2 separate regions of the Homo sapiens genome follow, and region 1 is linked to region 2. The links are chromatin loops, found by intact Hi-C in ENCODE. Cell type or tissue: dorsolateral prefrontal cortex. All regions are shown on one strand.

Region 1 (2,500 bases), 410 kb after region 2:
CACAGCCAGGTGAATATTGAATAAGGGCCCTGACCACTGACAGGTGACCATCATTTTAGGAGTTTAGAGCAGTGGAAGAAAAGTTCAATATGCATTTTCAGTAGGGGCGTTATCAGGACCAAAAGGATCTTAAAGGTACAGCAGAAAGAGGTGTAAGATGTAGAGGCCACCCCAGAGCCACGAACCACCTCCCTCAGTCTGTGTGCCATGTGATCATCCGTGTGGCTCTGAAGCTGTGTTTTGCCCACAGCCAGAAGACTTGGACCCATTCCAGGAGGCTCTAGAAGAAAGACGGTATCCCGGGGAGGTGACCATCCCAAGTCCCAAACCCAAGTACCCTCAGTGCAAGGAGAGCAAAAAGGACTTAATAACGTAAGCATGCTGTGAGGTGAAATTATGAATCTTCTTAATCTTCCCATTCTTTGGCTGATTTTTTAAAACTGGATCTGTATATGCCTTGCCGTTTGAGCATGCGACATTCGCAGCATATAAATGTTTCCGACTGCTGGGTCAGTAGAGTGAGCAGCTAACCGTGCACTTGCCTGTTCCCAGTGACGCTCTGTCGGATGGGGGCGTCATTTTCATTTAACCCGTGCATTTTGCCGCTTTTCTTCAGGGTGCTTAAATCCCCTTGCAGACATTGCAGCTAAACTGGAAACAATGAAACTTTTTTAAAAGTTTTTTTTTTTTTTAAACATACTTACTATTTTGGCTGTTTTTGTTTTTGTTTGGTGGCAGATGTCCAACTCCAGGGTGTGATGGGAGTGGTCATGTGACTGGTAATTACGCCTCACACAGAAGGTGTGACTTCATTTTTCTCATGGTGGATTCTGTCTTTTCAATTTATTGTTTTCAGCTTACCTCAACAATGCTGTCAAAGTAAAAATGTTGAATTCTGTGTCAACCCTTTAAGTGCTATATGTTGACCTTCAAAAGCATGCTAATTTATGTGTTGTATAATGTCTTTTATTTTCAAATAAACGACCTAAATTTGTAAAATTCTTCTTAAGCATTTAAGCCAAAGAGCACAAATGTTTTATCTTATTTTTAAACAATTGCTTATTAAGAAATATTTTCTTAAATTTATATTCGAACCGATTCAGAATTAATTACACAAAAAAAAATTCAATATACAGCACTTGCCCATTGCTTTTCTGCATTAAACTCTTTAATTTCGGTTTTTATGTTGTGTTTGTTTGGGAGTTACGCGCTTCGCAGTTGACTGACCTGCCTGTCCCGGCCTGTCTTACAGTCTGTCTGGCTGCCCCCTGGCGGACAAAAGCATTCGAAGTATGCTGGCCACCAGCTCCCAAGAACTCAAGTAAGATTTAATGACAATAATTCTCTTTTAAAAATCCATGCACTCAGTAGTTCACAAAAAAAAATGATATGTCATTTGCAAAGAAAAATGTCTGTTAAAAAACATGGCCTGTGCACCCCAGTGCCTTGATGTAGACATGGGATTGAATCCTCGGAATTTCAGCCACTTTTCCACACAACCCATTCTGCCTTTTCCCCTGACATACCTCCAGCTTGTTCATATCATATCCTTCCTATCTGGGATATCCTAAAGCATGGGTGTTTTCTCTTCAGATATGCATGCATATGGAAGGGAAATTTTACAGTTACTCAAATTTTTAGAAAATGACTGTAAATAATCAAAATTTAATTTTTAAAAGAAATTCATAGCAGTATTTACAATATGGATACTTAAATAGCACTTATGACAAAATCTACCATCATAATAGCTAATTTCTTAAATACACTGTGGTCTTAGTCATGAATACTCTTTAGGACAGTGACAACTCACGGTTCGGGGATCCGGAGAGTCATGGAATTCAACCAGACACACATCATTCTAGAGTTTTACCTCCCTCTTCTCTATGCCTATAATTTTTAAGCATAAATCTGGCAAATTGGTGAAATACCTACATTTATACTGCAACACTGAGATTTTCCTCCTTCACATAGACATCTCTAGATGTAGGTCCAGACAGGTTTGGAAGAAGTGGGTAGAAGTCACAGGGGGAGTCTCAAAGCCTCCGCAATCCGGGGAGAGCATACGTGCAGGTGCACACAGGGAAAGAGGGTGAGACCTGGGAGATGCTCACAGCGAGATGAGAGCCAGGAGTCCCCAGATAATCGATTTAAATTATCGGACAGGCCATATCATTATGTCAAATTGCTTGGTTTTCCTTTTGTTTGGAAAAAGCGTTATCCAGGCAAAGATAATGCTGCTTTTCAACCCACATTTGATCTCTTTCCCAATCATCCCACCCCACCTCGGCATCCGAGGACCCTGACGATAGACCAGGACTATTGCAAAGTGTAGGCTTCTATTTCACACCCATGTCATCTTTTACAGGATCCCTGTCCAAGGCCCTAGGGCCCTAGATCACCTGCTTATGTTCAGTGACTTCCTGAACTAGCTCTTTCGCCACAAGACCCTTGGAACTTTCTTCATGGAATGTAAACGCCTGGAGGGCTTCCTCTTACCTAA
Region 2 (2,500 bases):
GGACCCTCTGGCTCCAGATGCCTCCAGGGTGGCTGTCTTGGCCCCAGATCCAGAGCCTCTATCTTCTTGATCCTGTCTCTATGACTTCAGATTTTCTCTGTAAGCAGAACTTGCAAATGAAACATAAACATGCAAGACAGAGGAAAATGTTCTTTTGCAGAGTGTGTTTCAGGGAAAAGAGCGTGCCTTGGTTCCCCGTCTCACCGATTTCCACAGATCCGTTCCTCTCCTATCCCACTCTCCTTATCTCAAATGTCTTTCTGATTGCTCTGTGTACAGACTTGGGGTTAAAATAAATTAGGGAGAATAGTTTGTCAGATACAGTTTATCCAATACGTCTGATTCCTTGGAAGCAAACTTGCTTGTGATATCAGGATGTAGAACCACTTCGTCTTTTTTAAATTTACAAATACAAACTTTGCTCTCTGTGTGACTTGAGCACAGTGTTCTCAATGTGGCTTGTGGAGGCTGGGACCCTGAGGGCCACACAGACGGCTATGTCTGTGCACCTGTCCCGGCAGGGCCCCGCGCTGAGCCCCAACAGGGATGGGAGGCTGTCCCCGAGTGCTGACGAACCACCTCTGGGTTTGCAGTGTCCTGTCCAGAAACCGTGTCACTGCTGAGGGCAATATGGAGTCCTGACATCCACAAGAAAATAAAAAATAGCAAAGGAAATCGAAGTGGGGAATTTTCCCAACAGTTCTTTCCATAGCCAACCGTAAGTCTTTTGTGCATTTCACAAGGACTTTTTCTCCAATTTCAGGTTTGTTTTCATGTAACGTTTGGGAATAGAATTGCTATCCCAAACCAAGGAGGCCGCAGGCTGGCCTGAGCGGCACCGACTCAGCTTCAGGAGAGGCTGAGCAGGGCAGCCTTCAGTCTTTCCTGAGCCACGGACCCCAGAGCTGCAGGCCCCTGCGCCCGCCCCCAGTCACTCTGCAGGAATTCTTGCATCTGAGGATAGTAGAGCCTTCACCTGCCCTGCTCGCTGCCCCTTTTGCCTGGGAAGATTCCTTCCTTCCCGCTCCACACCAACAGAGGGAAGCAGAGCCCACGCAGCTGAGGCCCAGGCCCAGAGAGCAGCGCCCTGGATGGGCAGTCGGGCCCCACCCGCTCCTCTCAGCCCGGGCACAGCCACCCGCCCCGCCCTGCACCTGCGGGCTGTCGAGCGCTCCTCTGCACTCTTAGAATCGCACTCTGACGTCTCGTGAGATGCTCCAGAGAAAGCTAGGCTGTGAATAGAAATGCTAAAAATTATCAAATACTCTGTGAGACAGTGACTTTTAGGTTCTTTTCAGACCCGGTCATGTGGGCTCCTGTAATGCAAGAGCTGGCACCTGGGGGCACAGGGTGCGTGGGTCGGGGAGCCAGGCTGGCTCGGCGCCTGCACGTGGCAAGGGAAGCTGCTGTCCACCTGCAACCGCACCCAGCGTACGCGGTGCAGAACCCGACTTTCCACACAGGCCACGGCGCCGGGACTCAGAACCCATCACGCACCGCGTCTCCTTAGAACTGAGCGGCTTCCTCTTGTTTGTCCCATTAGCAAATATGTCGCTTTTGATTTTCACCTTCCAGTTTGTGTGATGAGCTTCTTCAGGACAAAGACCTGGACACTTTCCTGTTGGCCAGTCTCCTGCCTCCCATCCCCAAGAGTCACCTCTTCCATTTCCGCGAGGAGTAAATGCCTGTAGATTAAATCTTCTTCTGAAGTCATGGGCAGGCATGGGGCTTCAGTTCCAGCTCCAACCTGTAAAATCATGGGCTTCTCTAGCTAATTGTCCTGAGCCCAGAACATTTTCATTTTATATCATAAAGAGATTTAAGCTCAAATCACAAATCACTGGTTTCATAGTCAGGAGGCAGGAAGGCTGTACGTTGGCTTTGTAGCTAAAACCCAGAATCACAACCCTTTTTTCCTGATTTTTTTCATCATTCTCGCTTCTTAGGCTGCTTCTGTGCTTTGTCTCAGGGTTCTCAGCATAGGAGAATTTAATGTTGCTCTGAGTTATTCCTTAAGTAAAAACATAATTTATACTGACTTTCATTTTTTTTTTTTACCTAGCCTTTCCCTTACATAATCTAAATTGATTTTTATAATGGCCCTAGAAGGTGAGTGGGCTGGTGTTGTCAATGTTTTATCTTTTTCCTCTTTATCTAATGGAGGAAGTGGTTGTGTTTTGAAGTTCATACAGCTAAGAACTAGCAGAATAGCAATTCAAATCTGGATTTTCTTTTGCTAGTTCTGGGGATTTCTTTTGAGCCAGTGTTTCTTAGCCCTGGCCACACATCAGGATCACCAGGGGACCTTAAAAAAAATACTGATGCCTGGGCCTCACCCCAGACTAATTGGATCAGTGTCTCTGCAGGCAGGGGTCAGTGCCTTTCCAAAGGTCGCAGGTAATTGCAATATGCAACCAGGTCCAGGAACCACATCTTTAAACCATGTTGTTTTCCTGCCTCTACGTCAGAGCATGTGTGTGTATGTGTGGACTGGGGGCAT

What was found. A loop is a pair of places that touch in the nucleus more often than their neighbours do. Peaks named below come from ENCODE experiments on the same cell type or tissue, not always from the same donor. Only the 100,000 strongest peaks of a DNase experiment are listed, where the experiment ranks them.
Region 1: a loop joins it to region 2, with 2.9 times the contacts of the local background. A loop is called at or near these places in 28 of 110 quality-filtered maps.

What each region holds. Positions count from the first base shown.
Region 1 is chr2:1,885,360-1,887,859 of GRCh38, reverse strand. It overlaps MYT1L (myelin transcription factor 1 like), which reads left to right. Exons shown (of 25, transcript NM_001303052.2): 17 at 251-372; 18 at 1,253-1,321. Among named protein-coding and RNA genes, the nearest start is that of PXDN, 140 kb to the right of the region's middle. In dorsolateral prefrontal cortex, CTCF peaks have their summits at 1,068 and 1,268 (motif pointing left); a DNase peak (open chromatin) is centred at 1,249.
Region 2 is chr2:2,290,617-2,293,116 of GRCh38, reverse strand. The region is part of intron 1 of MYT1L (myelin transcription factor 1 like); the gene reads left to right. Among named protein-coding and RNA genes, the nearest start is that of MYT1L-AS1, 27 kb to the left of the region's middle. RefSeq lists an enhancer at 340-1,128. In dorsolateral prefrontal cortex, a CTCF peak has its summit at 1,062 (motif pointing right); DNase peaks (open chromatin) are centred at 1,035 and 1,424; H3K4me3 peaks cover 288 bases; H3K27ac peaks cover 2,366 bases; H3K27me3 peaks cover 114 bases.